2 separate regions of the Homo sapiens genome follow, and region 2 is linked to region 1. Evidence: chromatin loops called from intact Hi-C (ENCODE). Cell type or tissue: HCT116. All regions are shown on one strand. Links, peaks and the distances in the headings refer to the core of each region. The heading gives the core; the rest is flanking DNA. Region 1 overlaps SLC6A11 (solute carrier family 6 member 11). Region 2 overlaps HRH1 (histamine receptor H1).

Region 1 (11,002 bases), core at 2,974-7,973:
CAGCATCTCTGCTCTGGCCAGCCCTGATCTGAAGCCTGTGTCTACTAAGAGGGATGCCCAGTGCCCCACTGGGCAGGACGGGAAGCCTAGCCTGGGCCCCCTCTGTGCACACAGTTCAGGCCTGCCCAGCTTCTTATGGGCAAGCCACCATCCCACTCTCGTCTCCCTGAGCTGTCTGGTTCTGCGGACCCAGGAAGGGCCAGGCTGGGGCCCTGCTTGTGTTTATCCTCGGCTGCTGTCTTCCCAGCAGGCCCCAGGCAAGGAGGCTTCCCATTGCTGCTGCTACCGGTTCTCCACAGATCCCTGTGGTCCGCCATCGCCGACACACACACACGTCGTAATGTGGCTAACGCTTGACTCACTTAACACTACTCATGGGGCAGGGCGGAGGGTGGATTGTTGCTTTTTGTTTTTTGTAATTTCCTACTAGTATTTGGGTAACTTTGGGGGTGGGGAGGGCAATGTGGGGGCAGGGGAACATGTCATTGTGATGACTTTTTTGATATTCATTAGAAACAATACATCCTTTCTGAGATATTTACAGTATTATTAAAAAATGAAAAAGGTTGTACTGTTTTGCATAATGAACATTTTTATTGGGCATTCAAAGGGTGCAAGATTGTCTGCTTACTCATTTTTAAAAATTAAAGAAATGAACAATCAGTGTGGCTATTCCTAGCAAGGTGGTATTCGTTGGGTTTTTTGTCCTGGTTTTATTCCCTCCATGATATGCCTGCAAAACCATCTTGGGTCCCTGTGTGGAAGCTGCAGTCTCAACTCAGCACTACAAATTAGAAACAAAAGCAGTGGTGTTTTAGGAGCCCAGACTTCTTTAGGTTCATGTATTTACCATTTGCCTAGTATGTGCTAGATGCTTTACAGAAGTTGTCTTTTTAATCCTTACAACAACTCTGTAAAGTAGGTACTTCTCCACTTTATTTATGTATTGCTTTATTTCTTTATTACTTCCCCTGTTTTACAGATAGCCATCTATTCTTGCAGCCACCCCAGCCAGGATCTATGTTCTAAGACCTTCCTCCAGCCTCCCATGAGAAGGAGCCACAGTGGGGCCTGGTTTTCTTCTAAGGCCCTTCTCTGTCCCCAGCCGCCTCTTCTCCGTCCTCCTTACAGATAGGGGATTTTGCGGCACAGAAAAGTCAAGCAATTTGCCCACGGTAACACAGCTAGTAAACATCAGGACCAGAAAGAGAACTCAGGTGTGTCTGACCCAAAAGCCCTGTCTCCTGACCACAATGCCTTATTGTTTCTCGTGCTATGAGGCCTAAATAAAGCAACAGCCCCCTCACAGTGGTGAAAATAGCTGCCACAAAACTTATGCTTGTGTCCTAGTAGGCAGACACTCATGTTTGAGGCAGGCAAGGCAGAGCACAGAGAGATGAGGATTTGGAGTATGCAGCCCTGAGTTAGGCTCCAGGATCTGCCCTTGCCAGCCTCAGTTTTCTCATCTCCAAAATGGGGATAATAGCTCCTGTTTCAAATACAGGGTCTAACTCTGATGAGGTAATGCAGGCATCACGGGATCATGAAGATCCCGTGAGCTCTGTGTGTGAATGGTAAGGTTCTGAATTCACACTAGTTATTATCCTGAATAAATAATGCCTAAGCTCAAAAAGTGTTTGTAGTATTGCCTAGAACTTAGACTAAAGCCTCTAAATTTGTGTCTGATATTTCTAAATGGCTACTCTAGACCACAGGCATGTTTTGTCCTGCCAGCTCATGACAGTAAGATCATCTTATGCAGTGTCTACTCATTCCTGTCTGGTCAACTTTTTGCTTGAAATCCCTGATCTCAAGTCTACCTGACCCTGTCTTGGCCTTTGATCCTCTCTGAGGTGGTAATATCTGCTCGTAGGAAAGCATCCCACAGACTTCTGGAATTCAGAAAGTCTCTGTGATCCACAGCCAGGGTCCCTGAGTAATTCCTACCCTCACAGAGCCACAGGGATTGCTGCAGTCACCTGTTCCCTGCCATCTTCCCTCCTCATGTCTGAAAGTGTCTTGCATTAAGCAGCTGTCATATGCAAGAGGAGGCTGAGTCACAGAAATATGAGTTTCACTCATTCCCAGGAAACTTCATTTGCAGACTCTTGAGCCTATAGAATTAATAGCATGAGGAATTAATTGACGCACTAGACCCCTCCAGGCTGCAGTGTGTGCTAGTGACCCCTGCTGGCCAAGTGGGACACTGCAGGCTGCCTCTACTAGACACTGCCAATAACCAGAGAAGGGGAAAGGAGCTTTGGCAGTGAAGTCAAGGCTACCTCAGGCCTAACAGCATTTCCCATGGGGGAGGGGATCAGGCACCAAAGAGCAGGCATATTCTGCTGAAAGTGGCCAACTTTGGAAAATTGAGTTCTTTCATGCATTCAGCAGCCCTTTACTGAGCAGCCACCATATTCTTTGTGTGGACTCAGGACTAACAGCCCCTTCCCTGGAGTGTTCCTACTCTTAGGAGGAGAGGTGTCCATACGCTTCTGGACAGGAGTAAGTTCACAGGGAGATGCTGTTCTGATTCTGACCTCCTGTTCCTAGCCGTCTTCCAGCCAGTTAGAGTTCTTCAGTGTGGCAGTGAGCAAGTCTGCCCACTCCTTGGGCCTCGGTTAGCCACTGGTAGAATGGCAAAGAAATGAGACCCAGAGAGGGAATGTGATTTGCCCAAGATTCCCCTAGAACTCTGTATTCCCATCTCATAATCAGTCCCCTGCACCATCTCAAGCCGTTAAAAAGCAAATGAGCTTGGGCCCCTCATTACCCATTAGGGAGAAAAGTCAGCCTTTGTTGCCAACTCTGGCCACTTCTCTCTCATTTTTAAATAATGCCCACTTTGTGAGGGATACTGGAAAGAGTAACACATGCAGCACTCTCTGAGCATCCAGCGTGGCTCAAGTGTCAGAGCCACTTCACAGGAAACCATATGGCAGGATGTGCCATGGACTGAGTGCTGGGGAAGTACTGCAGGCAGGAATAAGAACTGTTTATGGAGCACCTGCTGCGTTCCAGGGTCGTGCCTGCATTACCTCATCAGAGCCTCACAACAAATCTAAGAGGTAATTGTCATTAATCCCATTTTTCATAGGAGAAAACTAGAGTTCAGAACTGTAAATAATGTGCTCTAAGAGATACAAATTACACCTCCTGGCAAGTGGAGGAGCTGGGTTTGGATCCAGGTTTGCTGGATCTAAATAAGGCCCATGTGCCCAGCCACTTAACCAAGGATGTGGGACTTGAGTTGCACCTTGGGGGATGGGAAGACTTAGGCAGAGAAGGACATTTGAGATGAGGGAACATCCCGAGTGATGACAGAGGCTTTGGGAGAGCAGGGAACCAGGGTACTCCCCATTCACTGCAGCCTCCACTTTCTGGGCTCAGGTGATCCTCCCACCTCAGCCTCCTGAGTAGCTGGGACAACAGGTGTGTGCCACCCTGCCCAGTTTTGTTTTTTTTTTTTGTAGAGACAGGGTTTCACCCCAGTCTACTTTCTATAACCCCTCATGTATCTTCACCAATCTCTCTGGCAGAGCAAGATCAGGTAACACCATGCTTATCATGGAATGGCATCTGATGCTGGTCCCCCCACAGGACAGGAGCTTGGATGAACAAGTGCCCAGCTTGCCCCAGAGTGGGGAGCCATGGGAAAAGGAATACATAGGCATTGAAGACCTACTCAGTGCTGGAGACCATACCAGACACTTTCCTATGCATTACCTTGCCCTCAACTGCCTTGTAAGTTGGCATGGTGTTCACATTCTACCAGGAATGAGGAAACAGGCTCAGAGAGGTAGATTCAGCTACCCAAGGTCACAGAGCTGGAAAGTGGTAGAGCCGGGGTAACAGCCCAGGTGTGTCTGGCGCCAAGGCCCATGCACTTTCCACCGACCACCTGTAGTAGTCAGGCTTCTCTAGAGAAACTTCTCTAAACATTGGATAAAAATATATAGAAAGAGACTTATTATAAAGCATTGGCTCATGCAATTATGGAGGCTGAGAAGTCCCATGATTTACTATCAGCAACATGGAGACCCGGGAAAGTCAACAGTGTAGTTCCAGTCCAAACCCAAAGGTTTGAGAGCCAAGAGCACTGACGTGCAATGGCAGGAGAAGATGGATGTCCCAGTTCAAGCAGAGAAAAATTTTCCCTTCACCTTTTTGTTGTACTTGGGTCCTCAAAGGATTGGATGACGCCTGTCTGCCTTGGTGAGGGCAGGTCTTGTTTACTAGGTCTACTGATTCAACTGCTAATTTCTTCCGGAAACACCCTCACAGAGACGCGAGGAACAATGTGTACCAGCTATCTGCACATTCCTTAGCTCAGTCAAGGTGACACATGAAATTGACCATCACAGCACTGTTGGGAGCCACTGAGTGTCACCACAGCCATCAGCATTGAGAGGTTACTCAAGGCCATAGAGAAGCTATGGATGGTGGTGGAGGCCATGTGGGGAAGGTCTGAGGGTCTTCAGGGGCCTTGGAATGCCTTTGGTGACACTAGGGACCTCTGGAAACCTTCACAATTTCCCAGAAAACGATAGAAGGCCATGAGAGTTCACTGATAAAGACAAGGGGATGTTAAAGCCAGTGAGAGGCATTGGAAGTACCTGGGAACCCCCAGAGACCTGAAAGAGATGTTGCAAGGGGAGAGGGCCTGGAGACCCAGTAGAATTATGTGGAGCCATTTGGGAGTTACGAGAGACTGGGAGTGACAGGAGTATATGAGAGTCATAACGGCTACTGAAAAAAAAAAGGAGGCTCATTGGGGAGCATTAAGAGGTGCTGAGAGCCATCAAGAGTTATAAAAAATATCAGGGCTCTTGGTCATGACTGGGGGGTATTTTAGTCATCCAGAGTCCTAGGGAGTACTTGGGGTCACCTTGGGGGGCCCTGCCTGGGGGAGCAATATGCAGGATGTAGCCTTGAGGAAAGGGGAGGAGGGTAGCTCAGAAATGCTCTTACAGCGGGGCGCAGAGATGGGGGAGCTGGAGCCAACACGAATAAAGGGGCCGGATGCCCAGCTGCCATAGATGGAAAAGCCAGGCCAGAACTCCGCAGACCACGATAGGCGGCCGGCAGGTACATGATGGGACAAGGACTTTTTGACCTTGATCTTCCTAGGCTTGTACAGGCCTGAGTTTTCTTGAGATTCCCAACCTGGGTGTGCCAGATCCCCCATCTGGGTCTAGCCAACACTTGGCTTTTCTTATTCTCCTGGGAATTTTCTCTGCCGTTCTTTTCAAAGCCAACCATTCCTGAAGTGAGGAGGCTCTTGTAGCCCAGGCTGAGCCAGGAACTCAGCCCCCCACCAAAGGCAAAGGATTTAGGGGAAACCTAACAGAGGAATCTGGGCCTGAGCTCTGGGAGCCCCTGGTCAGATGATGGAGAGAGGGGCAGAGGACCGTGTAGAGTGAAGGCAAGTGTTATTTATTGAGCACCTACCATGCACCTCGGATGAGGTGGGTGTTTTCCATAATCCTCAAACCAACCACTGGAACTGTGATTTGTTCTCATTTTACAGATGTGCACACAGGCTCGGAGAGCTAAAAGGAGGAACTTGCCCAACATCACACAGGCTGTGCCGGAATTCAAAGCCAGGTGGATCAAACCCAGAATTCTTGGCTTTTTCCCTCTATACCAGGCAACTATTGGCTTGGCCCAGGTCTCTAGCAGGGAAGAATGAGCCCTGAGCCTTCCTGCCCTTATCCACTCTCCCCCACCCCCACCCCTCCATCCCAGTCCTGGGCTCAGAGGGGCCTGTGGCTGGCAGATCCAGGCTCTGTTAGCAGCAAGTCAGCCACCAGGTGGCGCTGCTGCTAAACCCAAGCCCCCTCCCTGTGGTCCTGGCTCAGGCCAGTGAGGTCAGGACTAGAGCTGGGACCCCACAGTTGAGACTAGAGGATCCAGAGGTCTCACTCTGGGTGCCCAGATGGGGGACAGAAAGGCTGCCCTTGTCAAACGCGCACAATTCATCCTTCTCACCCTGCCCCATCCCTAGCTCACGTTTGCAGCACTACCCTAACAGCCAGAAGTGAGGGTTCTTAACTCTCTCACTCCTTTGCTGTGTGACCTTGGGCAAGTGACTTTGCCTCTCTGACTTCAACGTCCTCTTCTGTACAAGTGGACAGAATAAGCCACTCAGGGGTGCCGAGAGGATGAGATGAGATGATGGTGTGTGTCAAGCGTCCGGCACACAGGGAGAACATGGCTCTCCCAGTGAGCCTCCTTCCTCGGGTCCATGGTCAGAAGGGCCCCAGCCGGTGTCAGGAGACCTGCACCCTAGCTCTGAATTCGCTGTGTGCCTTCAAAAAAGACATGCTGCCTCTCCAAGTCTCGGTTTCCTCATCTGTAAAGTGGCACTAATCACAGGAACTTTCTTTTTGGTTATTCTGAGGATGAAATGAGAACATGGCTATATGGCATTTGTTTTATAAAGCCCCACATGATCAGGAAAGGTGATTATTGAAAGCATTTCTGCAGCAGCTTTCAGGGGGTGGGATTGGGTGAATGTGTAAATAGTGGTGAGGTGGGAGAGGTGACCGGGCACATGGGACAGGCTGCGGGTTTTGCTCTGTGTACCTACAATGACACAGGCCCCTTGTGCCACACCCTACTTGGCATCTTCCCGGCCATGCCCCAAGCCCCTATCTTGCTCCATCTATCCTGGAGTCTTGCCCCAACCCGTTTAAACACAAAAATGTCTGAGTGCCTGCACGGAACAAAGACGAGAGGCAGAACACGGAAATGTCGATTGTGATTATCTCTGAATGATAAGGTTTGGGCTGATTTTTATTTTCTCCTTTTTCTTTTATTTTTTCTGTACCATCTAATTTTTTTTTAACAAAGAACATCTATTGCTTTTATATTCCAAAAACCAGAATCAATAAAGCTATTTTTAAAAATCCTTTCCTTGCCATCAAGAGGTTGGTTATAAATGAAGGCTCCAGAGAAAGAAACAATGATTCTCCTGTGGCTGGAAGATGTGGCCAGAGGGAGATGGGAGGGGAGAGGAGGCGTCACCACGTAAGCTGCCTTCAGTCCTGTCTCCAGCCTCCCCTGGGAAGCCAAGGAAGAGGCAGATGCAGCAGGACCCCTCCTCCGGGCCACAGAGCTCCCCGTAACATTTATGGGCCAGCATTCCAGGGGCCTTGAGCTTGCCGCTTGTCTCTGGGAGCTCGTCATGGTTGTTGAAGGAAGAAGGGAGCAAACAAGCCAGGAAGCCATGCTTGGTGAGGGCTGACTATGAACTAAGTGCTGCCACCTCTATTAACTCATCAGACCTCCCTCCCCACACTCCCCTGTTGAGGGAGCTGGGATTATCAGCCCAGGTTACAGATGAGAAAACTGAGATATGAACTTACATATCTGACTGCCTTCTGGATCTCTCCTCTTGAACATCCATTCAGCATCTCAAACCCAATTTTCCCAACTGAATTCACCTCCTCCAATCCTTACCCCCGCCCAGCCTATTCCTTCCTATCTCAGTAAGTGACACCGCTGTCCAACCACTTCCTTTATTCGGCAAATATTGATGGAGCATCATCTATGGCCCTGCCCTCGGGGAGCTCGCACTCTCGCCAGAGGAGACAAGAACACGGACATTTTGGAAAGTAAAATTATGCAGTGTGACAGAAGATGATAAATTATCTGGCTAAAAATAAGGTAGGGAAGAGGTATAGGAAGGGTCAGAATGGGGAGGTTGGAATTTTAAACAGGCTGGTCAGGGAAGGCCTCATGGGGAAGGTGAAGGAGGGCGGCGGTGGCTGTCCCAAGAGGAGCATCCAGGCACAGAGATCGGTGTGTGCAAAGGCCCTTGGGTGGGCGCTTATCTGCAGTGTTCCCAGGCAGCTAGGAGGCCAGGGTTGCTGATGCAAAGTGAGCAAAGGGCACTGGTGGAAGGGGAGGCCAGAGAAGTGGTGGGCAGATCACAGAGAGCCCCGAGGCCAGTGCAGATGTGCAATGAGGATGAGTGAGGGTTCTCAGCAGGAAAGGGACCTGCTCTGATTCCTGTTTTAATAAGGCCCCTCGGGCTGCTGGCAGGGGCTTGGGTGGAAGCATGGAGACCAGGGAGGAGGCTGTTGTCCTCCAGGAAAGAGATGATGGTGGCTGTACCAGAGAGAAGGGGATTCGGGATCTGATTCTGGGTATATTTTGAAGGTAAACCAGCAGGGTTTCCTGGTGGATTGACAGAGAGAGGAGTTGAGGATGACTGAGGTTTGGGGCCAACTTGTCAAGCGAGAAAACCTCCTCATTCCCCGCATTCAATCCACCGGTGAGTCTCATTGGCTCTTCCTCCTTTAAACCTCTCAAGTCCACTCACTCCCTCCACCCCAGCCACTGCTTTGACCTCCCATCATCCCCTGGACTGCTGTTGCCTCCTCCTGGCCAGCTTTCCCTGCCTTCTCCGCCAACGTGCCTTCCCCTCAACCCCTGTGGTGGGGCGGTTCATGCCTGTTAGCACTCATGGCAGACCTGAGCCAGAGCCCACCACTGTCAGGGAACTTCCCTTCTGCCTGAGAGTTACCACCCCAAAAGGAAATCAGGGGGCCAACAGATGGGGGATGATGCTGGCTCACCAAAAACCCACCATGTCCACCACCAGGGCCAGCTGCATGACAACCAGGCATCGTTCAGCAGGGAGAGGAAGGAGGCCCCAGGGTCGGCAAAGGCTGGGCCTTTGAAGAAGTTCATAGCTCAGCGTGGTCTCTGGCATCTCAAAGGTGTGGATCTGAATCATGGCTCTATCTCTTACACCATCTGGGTGACCTTGAGCAAGTCTCTTCACCTCTCTGAGCCTCCCTTTGCTCATCTGCAAATTGGAACCAATAATCTCTGAGCCTCAAGATTTTTGCAAGACCTGGGAGTTCCATTAGGGTGTTGGCTTACGTTAACCTAAAACAGTGCCTCCCAGGGCCTGATGGGCCCCCATGAAAGGAATGGACACAGCTTTGGAGCCAGACAGACTGGATTCCCATCCCAGCTCAGCTGAGTGACCTTGGGCAAACCTCTTCCTCTCTGAGCCTCCATCTCCTCCCCTGCAAAACAGAGCCCCCGTCTCACAAAAGAAGCAGGTGTACATGCACCCAGCACACAGTAGGTACTCAGCCACCATGCTAGAGAGTTTGGACTTCACCCTGGAGGCAGCTGGACCCATTGCTCCCACGCCCCACTTCCTGGGCCAGGGCAGCTGCAGGCCTGATGGGGTGTTTTTATCTCCAAGCCGCAGTGGGCTCCGCAGAGCTCGGCAGAGTCCCTGGGCGCATGGACAAAGAGCTGTTGTTCCCTCGAATCTAAAATTGCCTCCCTCTGATTGCCGCTATACAAACCCAGGCGGCTGCTCGCTTCCCCCATCCAGTTGGGTCTATTTCAAGAACACGCTGATTAGCGCTGATTGCGCCTTGATTGTGGCGGGCGCCTTGCCCAGCCCCCTCCCCGTGTGCGGAGTACATGCTCCTGCTCCCCCACCACGGCTCCTGCTGTCACCCAGGGGCCACCAGACCAGAAGACCGGGCGAGTGGTGCAGCACACATGAGCTAGGGTCCTCATTCTTCCTTTGGGCAGATGACCTTCCCTCTCTCAGATCTCTACTTCGTCCTCTGTAAAATCCTTCTGGGCTCAGAAGGGTATGGAATAAAATAGCATGTGGAGGAATGTGGCTTTCATGGTGGGCATTTAGACACTGTGACGGGTCGGTGGCCAGGGGAAGTGGCTCTTCAAAACACCCCATCACACACACACTTGGACACACATATGCACACACATGCAGACACACACACAAACTCACAGATGCCATTCATGCCTCTGGCTGCACTTGAGGCCACCCTTGGTAGGGGCGGGATGGAGCTTTAATAATTAGACTTCGCTGCACTGGGCATCTGACACTTGCCTTGGGCACGTCATCCACGCAAACCCCACAACCATCTTTTCAGCACATATTTTGTGCCCATTTTGCAGATGAGGACCCTGAGGTTAACGGAGGTAATGTGACTTGCCTCGCGTCTCGCAAAGAGGGAATGGTGATGTCAGGATTTGACCCAAGCTCCGTGTGAGGCAGAAGCCAGTGTTCCCACCACCCCATAGCCTGCTCGGGGTTTGCGCCCGTTTGAATGGAAACTATGAGTGGGAACAGCTTATGAGACATCTTATGCTGGTTATTTTTACTGCATTCATCCTGTGTGATCCTGGAAAAGTCTCTTCTCCTGGTGGGGCCTGTTTCTTCCTCTGTAAAATAGGGTGCCCCTGGTCATGGACTGATTCTTGGACTTTCCTGGAAGCACATTTCAAAAATGCAGATTCTCAACTATGTCCTTAGAGGTCTGGAATCAGTAGGCCTGGGACGGGCCCAGGAATCAGTATTTTAAGACACTCTCCCGGTAACAGTGGGCACCAGAGGGACAGTGGTTTGGGAAAAGTCTCCTCCCTGGCGAGTTAAGCCTCCTCCCTGGCAAGATGGTGAGTTAAGCCATCTTGTCGCCCAAGCCAGAAACCCAAACATCAATCAATCCTGTCCCAGACTCCCTCGTGCAACTGCAATCATTGTAAGATCTACCTGTTTACTCTCAAAGGGGCCTCTCTGCACCCCTGCTGCCTCCTCACTCACCCAGCCCAAGCCCCATCACCCCCACACCTGGACCACTTCCGGGGTCTCCTTCCGGGACTCCCTGTGGCCGCAGTGCACACCCCCACCCTCCACTTTGGTCCATTTTCTACACAGCAGATAGAATGATCTTGAAATGCAAATCTGGGCACCAGCCCTGACCATTCCCAGCTTAAACCATCAATGGCTCCCTATTGCTGCAGGTATTAAGATTAAACCCTACATAGTGGCCTACAAGGCTCTGCAGAGACTGGCCCCTCTCCCTCTCCAGCCTCATTTTACACCACTAACTCCCTGGTCTTCTCTCAGACTTAAGATTTTAATCCACTCTGCGCCTGTCCACCAGAGGGCCTCTGCCTTGCCGTGTTTCCTTCCTGGATAGAGGATCTTGTCTCC
Region 2 (11,002 bases), core at 2,149-7,148, 260 kb after region 1:
CTGCTTGTATGGAAGTTTGCCAGGTGCTCAGATGGAGGAAGCCCTTTCATAGGCAAAGGGGACAGCATGTGCACAAGCTCCAAAGTCTGAAAGGGCACGGGGTATTATGGGATGGTGAGTAATGGTGCAACCAGAGCAAAGCAGAGAGACTAGACTTGGGGGACGGTAGAGGGCAGTGGGAGGGGCAGAGAAAGACATGAGGGAGAGGAGCTAAGAGGAAGTCACTGTGTCCTGGATGCTTTGGGGTGTGTGCCTAACAGTGGGGATCAGAGTGAGGGAAACCTCTGCAGAGGTTCATAAGGACCTGAGGTTAAACATGGGGTTCCAAGAAACAGGCTGAAAAAACAGCATATCCTTAGACTAGTCGGAGAAGGGCTGTCTGAAAATTCCAGGTGTCACCAGGGCTGTTGCCACACCCTCAAGGGGGACATGCCCAGGAAGAAAGCTAGCCTGTCTGGGCCTTGCCAAGTGCCTGCTGAGTTGCTCACAGGAAGCATGTCCAGCTGGGAAAAATAAAAGCGGGGACCTTGCCCCTCTCTGTGAAGTCCAGGCTATTGTTAACTTTTCCGAGAAGTTAAAGGAAATCATTTGTCTGCCGCCCAGGCCTGTGGCAGTGTTGGGCAGTCTCTTGTTTTGCCAAATTGCCTGGGCTGGCTGTCTCCACATACTCCCCCCTCACCGGGGCAGGCACCAGGACTGAAGAGCTGGAGGTCTTGGGGTAATTCAGAGGTGGGGAAAATGGATTCTTCCTTAATACATACGGTTGAGTTTTGCGGTAGATAAAATTATTTCTAATTTCTAATAAAAGGAAAGATTAAAAGGAAACTTTGAGGCTGGCCGCTGTAGCTCACGCCTGTAATCCCAACACTTTGGGAGGCCAAGGGGGGCAGATCATGTGAGGTCAGGAGTTCATGACCAGCCTGGCCAACATGGCGAAACCCTGTCTCTACTAAAAATACAAAAATTGGCCCGGTGTGGTGGTGAGCGCCTTGTAATCCCAGCTACTCGGGAGGCTGAGGCAGGAGAATCACTTGAACCCAAGAGGCAGAGGTTGCAGTGAGCCAAGATCACACCACTGCACTCCAGCCTGGGTGACAGAGCAAGACTCCATCTCAATAAATAAATAAATAAATAAATAAATAAATAATTAATTAAAAATAAAGGGAACCTTTGTTTGGGAGCCACTTTAACTAGATGATTTCTAAGACTTCTTCCAGCTTTTAGCATCCTGACCCTATGTGGTATTGACCTCCTGGCCCCCACCCTCCTCCATCCCCTAGCCAAGATGTTTTGTTTTGTTTTAACGAAGACTTTATTTTTCTTCAAGCAGTCTTAGGGTCACAGCAAAATTCTGCTGAAGATATAGAGATTTACATGTACCCTCTGTCCTCACATATGCACAGTCCCCTGCACTGTCAACATCCCCACAGAGTGGTGCATTTGTTACCACGGATGAGCCTACATGACACATCATTGTCACCCAGAGCCACAGTTTCCATGAGGGCTCCCTCTTGATGTTGCACTTTCTGTGGGTTTGGACAAATGGATAATATGTATCCATCATTCTAATACCGTGCATTTTTTACTCTCCTAAAAATCATCTGTGATCTGCCTATTCATCCCTTCCCCTGCCCAAATCCTGCTAACCATTGATCTTTTTACTGTTTCCAAAGTTTTGCCTTTTCCAGGACGTCATACAGTTGGAACCATATAGTACGTAGCGTTTTCAGATGGGCTTCTTTCACTTAATAGTATGCATGTCAGTTTCCTCCATCTCTCCCCATGGCTTGATAGCTTATTTATTTTTAACATTGAATAGTATCTCATTATCTGGATGAACCATAGTTTACCCATTCACTTACCAAAGGACATCTTACTTGCCTCCAAGCTTTGGCAATTATAAATAAAAATAAAGCTGCTTTAAACACTCGTGCAGATTTTTGTGTAGACACAAGTTTTCAAGTCTTGGGTAAACACCAAGGAGTATAATTGCTGCATGGTATGGTAAGAGTATATTTAGTTTTGTGAGAAACGGCCAAACTGTCTTCCAAAATGGCTGTACCATTTTGCCTTCTGGCTTCTCAATTAATTATTTCTTTCAAGGAGCATGCCTTTGGTATTGTATCTAAAAAGTCATTGCCAACCCAAGGTCATCCAGGTTTTCTCCTGTGTTATCTTCTAGGAGTTTTATAATTTTGGTTTTATGCTTAGGCTTATGGTCCATTTTGAGTTACTTTGTCTGAAGGGTGTAAGGTCTGTATCTAGATGTACTTTTTTGCATGTGGATGTCCAGTTGTTCCAGCACCATTTGCTGAAAAGAATTTTTCTCCATTGTATTGACTTTGCCCTTTTGTCAAAAACAACTTGACTGTATTTATGTCGATTTATCTCTGGATTCTGGATTCTGTTCCATTACTCTGTTTATTGTTTCACCAATACCATATTAATTACTGTAGCTTTATAGTAAGTCTTAAAGTTGGGTAGTGTCAGTCTGCCAACTTTGCTCTTCTCCCTCAATATTGTGTTGGTTATTCTGGGTCTTTTGCTCTCCATATAAACTTCATAATCAGTTTGCTTATATCCACAAAATAACTTGCTGGAATTTTGATTGGGGTTGCATTAAATCTATAAATCAAGTTGGTAAAAACTGACATCTAGACAATATTGGGGGTTCCTATCCATGAACATGCTGTCCTTTAAGCTACCTATATGCCTGCTTCTAACTTTTCCTTAATTGAAAGGAATGGGAGAATAGGTATCTCATTCGTCAAACACCTACTGTGTGCCAAAAATCATTTAATGATTTCACAGCACCATAAGGATGAGATTATGGCTCCCACTTGACATTCGCTGAGGCTCAGTGGGATGTTCATATCCATCCATTAAACAGACATGAATGGGACCTACTATGTGATAAGCCCTGAACCAGGAGCTGGAGATGCAACAGAGAACACAATAGAAGTGTTCTCTGCACTCATGGAGCTTACTGTCTGTGGGAGAGAGAGGGACACATATTAAATAATCCCATAGATAAATGATGTTAGGAGAGTTTATTCTGGGGCTAGGGAAGGCTTCCTGGAGACAGTGCTGTTTGAGCTGAGATTGGAAGGATGAGTAGGTACTAACCAGGGGTCAGGTGTTCCAAGCAGAGGGAATAGCACTTGAAAAGCTCACAAGACAGGAAGGAGCTTAGAGCCTTCCCAGGACTCAGAAGTGTGTATGGCCAGAGCATGGAAGGGAGGATGAAATAAGCTGACGCTCACTGAATCACCGAAGGGGAAGGCCGGGATCAGCTCTGCACAACCTTGTAGGCCTCAAAAAGGGAGGGCATGGAGAAAGAGAACAAACTACGTGTTAGGTGCTTTACCAGGTGCTAACACACACGCGATCACCTTTGATCCCTGCAGCTACCCCATAGTAAATGTTATCACCATCTCCAATTTACAAATGAGAAAACAGAGGCTCAGAAAGGGTCAGTCCTCCACTGGTCAGAGGCAGAGGCAGGCTTCCCAAAGCTTGATTCCAAATCCCATGGTCTCCTCAGTTCAGGAGCCTGGATGTACCAGGTGCAGTCCCCGCTGGGTAGCGCCTGGCCCCTCCTTTCCCAGATGCGAGGTTTCCTGCAGGGAGAGCCCAACCAGGCTCCCTCCAGCCCCACGTTTTTGGCTTCTGGCCTGTCTCTGTGGCATCCTTGCTTGAAATCAGAGAGAGAAACGTGGGGTCTGGTAATTGTATTCCATTAAGCCTAATTAAGATGCAAATTTGCACAGTTAATGAAGAAGGCAATTTGGAAGCAATTTCGCCAGTGACACAGGACTCTCATCAGCGCGGCTGTTCTTGGTAGGTAGGTCTGAGGAGATGGGAATGTATGCACTGCCACCCACCAGGCTGCATCTGGCCAGTCTCCAGGGAGAAATTCTTCCTTCTGGAGAAGGACAACCCACCCTAAATAGAACGCATTGTACGGAAACTGCTTGCATCATGTGATCCCCTGTGTGTAGATCATCCAGCTCTGGACCCCTGGAGTCCCACCTGTAGGCTCTGCCCTGCCCTGGCCTCTTGATAGGGGCAGGAGGGCCTGAAGCAGTTCTCTGGAAACAGACTGCCTGGGTTCAAATCCCAGCTCCACCACTCACTAGCTGTATGTCCTTGGGCAAGTTTTTTAACTTCTCTGGGCCTCAGTTTACTCCTCTCTGAACTGGGATAACAACATCAACTGAGAAAGGCTGCCATGAGGCTGAAATTGAATTATGCATGGGAAGTACTCAGCAAGCGCATGGCACATGAATGATGTACATTTTCATGAGCTCTCCCAGCACCCCATGTTTCGCATGGGCAAGAGCTCTGTTCCCCAGCCCCCAGGTTCACAGGTTTTCTTTTTTTTTTTTTTTGAGACAGTCTCGTTCTGTTGCCCAGGCTGGAGTGCAGCGGCACTATCTCGGCTCACTGTAACCTCCGCCTCCCAGATTCAAGTGATTCTTCTGCCTCAGCCTCTTGAGTAGCTGGGACTACAGGCATGCGCCACCACACCCAGTTAATTTTTGTATTTTTAGTAGAGATGGGGTTTCACCATATTGGCCAAGCTGGTCTTGAACTCCTGACCTCGTGATCCGCCCGCCGCGGCCTCCCAAAGTGCTGAGATTACAGGCGTGAGCCACCGCGCCTGGCCCACAGGTTTTCTTTTGCTGCTATCAGATGGCTGCCATTTGGGGCTGGACCTTCCCCAGGCCCTGGATGTCTGAGGTCTGTCTGGCTTGAAGCTGGGGCACACCCGGCAGCTGGGCTCTTGCATGGATTGCCACCTGGTGGTTGGCTGTTTTCACATCTTTGTTTTTTTGTTTTGAGACAGGGTCTTGCTCTGTCACCCAGGCTGGAGTGCAATGGTGCAATCTCGGCCCACTGCAACTTCTGCCTCCCAGGTTCAAGTGATTCTCCTGCCTCAGCCTCCCGAGGAGTAGCCGGGACTACAGGCACACGCCAACACGCCTGGCTAATTTTTATATTTTTAGTAGAGACAGAGTTTCGCCATCTTGGCCAGGCTGGTCTGGAACTCCTGACCTCAGGTGATCTGCCTGCTTCGGCCTTCCGAAGTGCTGGGATTACAGGCGTGAGCCACCACGCCAAGCGTGTTTTCACATCTTTGTATACCAAAGTTGGCCTGCTGGCCTGGACTTCCTCCCAGCACTTGACTCCACTTCACTGGCCCTCCACTTCAGTGGCCAGTGTTGTTTCTAAGTGAGTTACTTAACTGACGTCATTGTTATTATAGCTAAGATTTGTGGACTGTTCACTGTGCCAGGTGCTTTACCTATAATTATGTAATTTCATCCTTACAGCAATTTATAGATGCAGGGACCAAGGCGCAGAAAGGAAGAGTGACTTGCCAGGGTCATACAGCTGGCAAGGGGTGCCCCCGGAAGTCAAACCCTCTGTGCCTGACTTCCAAACTCATTGTTAAGCCTTCTATTCAACCTCTTCTGTAGTTCCCAGGCACCTGTGCCTGGCACGTGGAGCAAAGGAGATGCAGAGACCACCGTCTGCACCCTCGAAGGGCACAAGGACCTGTGGAAAGGGACAGACAAGGGAAAGTCAATGACGGAATAGGGTGGGAGAGCTGAGGAGGGGGAAGCTGGAGGAGGAGTGTGGGGAGGTCTGAGGAGGGCTTTTGTCTTATCGGGGTGGAGTCAAGGAAGGAGGGATTACAGAGAAGGGCACACTCGGTCTGAGAGTTGAAGGACGGATGGAAGTCTCTGGAGGTTTGCAGTGGAATGGGCTTCAGGGAGGGCACAGCAGGTGCAGTGGCATGGAGGTGTGAGATACTGGGGTATATTGAAGTTTGGGGTCTGAGGGTTGATGGTGGGCAGGGGGCAGCAGTGGGAGGGGAAGGCGGGAAAGGTAGACAGAAGCCAGGTCATGCTCAGCCCTGAAGGCCAGGCTCAGGCAGAACTTACTAGAGGTTCAGAGTGATGGGTCCTAGAAACAGGCTGACCTGGGCTGGGCACGGTGTCCCACGCCTGTAATCCTAGCACTTTGGGAGGCCAAGGCGGGTGGATCACGAGGTCAGGAGATCCAGACGATCCTGGCTAACACGGTGAAACCCCGTCTCTACTTAAAAAAAAAATACAAAAAATTAGCCGGGTGTGGTGGCGGCGCCTGTAGTCCTAGCTGCTCAGGAGGCTGAGGCAGGAGAATGGCGTGAACCTGGGAGGCGGAGCTTGCAGTGAGCCGAGATCATGCCACTGCACTCCAGCCTGGGCGACAGAGCGAGACTCTGTCTCAAAAAAACAAAAGAAAGAGGCCGACCTGAACTGGAGCGTGAGGTCCTTCGCTTACTTGCTGTGTGATCTTGGACAAGACCCTTGACCTCTGTGAGCCTTAGTTTCTTTTTCAATAAAATGGGGTCATTCAAAAAGCTTCCCTCCTAGGGTGATTCTGAGAAGGTGTGCAAGAAATTTCAGCTCAGTCTTTGTACATAGTGACCCCTCCATCAACAGAACTACTCCCCCTACTTGGAGGCCCTAGGGAGCCACTGCAGGATCAAGGGAGAAGAGCGGGCATCCTTGTGTACCCAGCGGGCCTGTCTGGCCCATGCCCCAACATCTGTCAGGAAGGGCGGGCGTCATTGACCACCAAAACTGGGTCAATGGGTAAATAAAAGGAAGAGGTTTTCCCACTAAGATGTTTATCACTTAGAAGCAAGAGCAGACAGTCTTTCCACGCAAGAGCAGGATGAAGAATTTAAAACTGTGTTTGCCAAACTTTCACACTCCCCTTTGCCATTTTCTCACATCTCTTTCCTGCCTGTTCTATTATTTCCTCAACACTTTTCTTTAAAGCAATTTTAGATTGACTCCAGTTTTTTCTTTTTTTTTTTTTTTTTGAGACAGGCTCTCACTCTGTCACCCAGGCTGGAGTGCAGTGGTGCAATCTTGGCTCACTGTGACCTCTGCCTCCCAGGTTCAAGTGATTCTCATGACTCAGCCTCCCAAGTAGCTGAAATTCCAGACATGTACCACTGCGCCCAGCTAATTTTTGTATTTTTTTGTAGAGACAGTTTCGCCATGTTGGCCAGGCTGGTCTCCAACTTCTGAGCTCAAGCGATCTACCCGCCTTGGCCTCCCAAAGTGCTGGAATTACAGGCATGAGCCACCACTCCTGGCCACTCTAGTTTTTTGTTTTTTGAGGGTTTTTTTGCTTAGCTTCCTAACACAATACTATCTGTTAAATCAAAAGTTTGAAAAAATATCACTTGAAATCCTTCTACCAAGATAAAGCCACTGTGAACAATCCAGGGAATATTTTTGTAGACTTTTCTGCAAGCATACACACCCATACATACGATGTTACAGAAATATGATTATGTACCGTTTTGTCATCTTCTTAATTTGACAAACTATTATGGACACTTTCCCATGTCAGCAGAGAAAGCCACATGATTATTAATCGCTGTATACCATCCCGGTGTTCTTGTGTGCTAACATGGGACCAGTCCCGTAATGACTGCTGTTTATATTGTGTCCCACTTTCCAGTAATAAAAATAACACTATGGTGAACATCTTTTTGTACCCTGTGGGATGAAAGATTCTCAGAAGTAGAACTGCAGAGCCAAAGAATATGTACATTTTAAAGATTTTGAGTAAAAGCTACAAAACTGCCCACAGAGAGTAATAATTTGCATCACCCCAGCCATGAGATGCCAGTTTCCTTCACCCTCAACTGCCTTGTATTGCCCACGTAGATGCTAAAATCTAAACAGCCCAATCAAGAAATACTTATTAACAGAGAGATTTGAACATAATTGATTTGTGATGGTAATTTTTTTAAGAGTCTTGCTCTGCTGTCCAGGCTGGAGTGCAGTAGTATGATTATAGCTCACTGCAGTCTCAAATAACTGGGCTCAAGCAATCCTCCCACCTTAGCCTCCCAAGTAGTGGGGACTACAGGCTTATGCCACGATGCCTGACTAGTTTTTATATTTTTTGTAGAGGTAGGTTCTTGCTCTATTGCCCAGGCTGATCTTGAACTCCTGGCCTCAAGTGATCCTCCCGCCTCAGCCTCCCCAGTACTGGGAATCCTAAATACTGGGATTATGGGCATGAGCCACCGCACCTAGATTGTGATGCTAATTTTTAATTGCCTAGAGATTCTTGACTCTTTTCTTTGTACCTTTAGTTTGATAATAAAACTACTTTGGATCTGTGTAATGGAATTAAATGTATCGGTGGTTCACAGTGTTTGGCTAGTAGACCTGACTTCCAGAATCACTACTGTTTTAGTTCAGGCTGCTATATATAACAAAATGTCATGGACTAGGCAGCCTTAACAGCAAACATTGATTTCTCACAGGTCTGGTGGCTGGAAGTCTGAGATCAGGGTGCCACCATGGCCAGGCTCTGGTGTAGGGCCTCTTCTCGCTTGCAGGTGGCTGCCTTCTTGCTGTGTCCTCACATAGCAGAGGACTGATGACTTATGGCTCCATTATTTTGGTGAATTAGTACTCTATTTTACAGAGGAGGGAGCTGAGGCTCAGCTAGTACAGGATGAGGCTCGGATGTGGAGGTGAATTCTAATTGCTTGCTCATCCTTATTCTGCTGTGCTGCCGAGATAGACCCTGAACTTCTGGCATTAGGGACCTTGTCTTGCTTGTCTCTGGATCCTATCCCAGTGTCAACACAAGTTAGATCGCATCAAATGCAGTTGTCGTGAGACACAGTGAAGACCTTGGCATTAAATGACTTAAGTTTGAATTCCGCCTCTTCCCTTACTGGCTGGGTGACTTTGTCATTGGTTTTTATATCTCTTATGTGGAGTTAATAGGGCCACATGCAGTGGCTCATGCCTGTAATCCCAGCACTTTGGCAGGCTGAGGCAGGCAGATCACTTGAGCCCAGGAGTTCAGAGCAACCTGGGCAACATGGTGAAACCCTGTCTCTACCAAAAAAGATACAAAAATTAGCTGGGCATGGTGGTGAGTACCTGTGGTCTCAGCTACTCGGGATGCTGAGATGGGAGAGTTGCTTGAGCCCGGGAGGTCGAGGCTGCCGTGAACTATTGAACGTGCCAGTGTATCCAGCCTGGGTGACAAAACGAGACCCTGTCTCAAAAAAATAAATAAATAAATGGGGTTAATAATCCCGACCTTGCAAAACTACTCTGAGGATAAAATGAGATGGTGTGTACACCCAGTACATAGTAAGCACTAAATAAAACAGCTATTGGCTGGGTGCGGAGGCTCACACCCGTAATCCCAGCACTCTGGGAGCCCAAGGCAGGCGGATCATTTGAGCCCAGGTGTTTGAGGCCAGCCTGGGCAATGCGGTGAAACCCCATCTCTACCAAAAAATACAAAAATTAGTCAGGTGTGGTGGTGCGCATTCACAGTCCCAGCTACCGGGGAGGCCAAGGTGGGAGGATTGCTTGAGCTCGGGAGGCAGAGGTTGCAGTGAACCAAGATTGTGCCACTGCACTCCAGCCTATGCAACAGAGCAAGATCCTGTCTCAAAAGAAAAAAAAAAAAAAAGCAGCTGTTGTTATTTTTTGTGTATCTGCTTAGTCCGCAAAGACCACTGGATCCAATAAGTAGAGCATCATGCAGTTAGACATGACTCCAGGGCCCTCAGAACATTGTAACATTCATTCATTTATCATTGATTGATTCATTCAGCAACTATCAGTTGAGTGCCTGTTATGTGCAAGGCATCAAAATACAGTGTTGAACATGACAACGTCATAGCTCTTAAAGAACTTACCTTCTAGATGGATTAAGGCAGATGATAAAGTAGCAAGCAAATAAATCAATTTGTAATTCAAGTAGTGGTGGATGCTCTGAAGGAAAATAAAGTAGGCTAAGAGGTTAGAAATAACAAGAGAAGGGCACTGGGGAAGAGAGTCATTTAGACCAGTGGGTAAGGAAGATGGCATCTGAGCAGAGATCTCAACAAAGTGGAGTGCACCACAGGAAGATTTTAATTAGCAATGTTGGTGCCCAAAGCCAGCAACTGACAGGGCCCTCAGACCAGCTTTGTAATTCATGAGGAAGGGGTGTGAGCCAGGGCTGCATCTGGTGGCTCCTTATTCCAGTAAATTACAGTAATAATAGATGTAGGACCCTTTTGTTTCCACCTGCTAAGGCAGTACCTACTGTCAACATGTAACTTCAACAAATTAAGACGTGAAACAGTGTTTCATAATCACAATTAGGCATTTCTGTTATACTTCATGATCAGAGGCTTAGGCAAGGTCTGACCCCCTCTCCAGCTGTGGCTTGTATCCAAGACCCAGGGCAGCTCCATGCCTCAGCACCGGGGCCTTCCTGGCTATGACCCAGAGAGCAAATGCTCGGCAGAGTCCAGAAGCTCAAGTCAGGAAGATAAATGAAGAGAGTTGGAATGGACAGGGGCAAGGACTGGGATTTCAAGATTCTCCACCACTCTGATTTGGCCAGGAGCATTCTGACCTCTGCCAGGAGCTAAAATGTGCCTCCCTGTGGTCTGAGAAAGGATTGGAGTCACTTCATCCTTTAAGCATAGATGCAGAAGGCTAGGGCTACTGGGACTATTCCTGTGGTTTGGAGAAGCGTTTCTTAGACAGGCTGTATCAGAATCATTGGAGGTTCTCTATTTGAAGTGCAGTGTCCGGGCTTCCTCCCAGACCTCCTGAATCAGAGTTCCCAGAATCTGCATTTTAACGTACGCACTCCCAAGTCAGAATAGCTGGTTAGTTGGCAGTGGGGCTGGGGGAGGGGGGCAGCCAATCAGAAGAATATTTGCTATTGGGATTGTCCTGGGAATGCCAGGGCACACGCTTGCTGTCCTGCCGTGAAATGGCCACCTCCCCAGATATGATATCCTTTTGCCTCATAGAATTGCGACAGGAATAAGGACAGGAATTTCAGAAGTTTGCAGAGTAGATTTTCCTGCTGTGAGGCAGTGTATGTGAGAAGGCTCTGCCTTCCTTCAAATGAGAAGGAAAAAGAAAAGAAAAAGCTTTATATATATGTA

The links. A loop is a pair of places that touch in the nucleus more often than their neighbours do. Peaks named below come from ENCODE experiments on the same cell type or tissue, not always from the same donor. Only the 100,000 strongest peaks of a DNase experiment are listed, where the experiment ranks them.
Region 2: it touches region 1 in a loop (4-fold over the local background); 12 of 110 quality-filtered maps call a loop at or near these places.

Annotation. Positions count from the first base shown.
Region 1 is chr3:10,940,052-10,951,053 of GRCh38, forward strand. SLC6A11 (solute carrier family 6 member 11) reads left to right here. Exons shown (of 14, transcript NM_014229.3): 14 at 1-663. Among named protein-coding and RNA genes, the nearest start is that of SLC6A1, 47 kb to the right of the region's middle. In HCT116, for the core only: CTCF peaks have their summits at 5,810 (motif pointing right) and 6,010; a DNase peak (open chromatin) is centred at 5,830.
Region 2 is chr3:11,201,291-11,212,292 of GRCh38, forward strand. The region is part of intron 1 of HRH1 (histamine receptor H1); the gene reads left to right. The region is part of intron 2 of LOC102723663 (a long non-coding RNA gene); the gene reads right to left. Among named protein-coding and RNA genes, the nearest start is that of HRH1, 52 kb to the left of the region's middle. In HCT116, for the core only: a CTCF peak has its summit at 4,795 (motif pointing left); no DNase peak of the experiment used is centred there.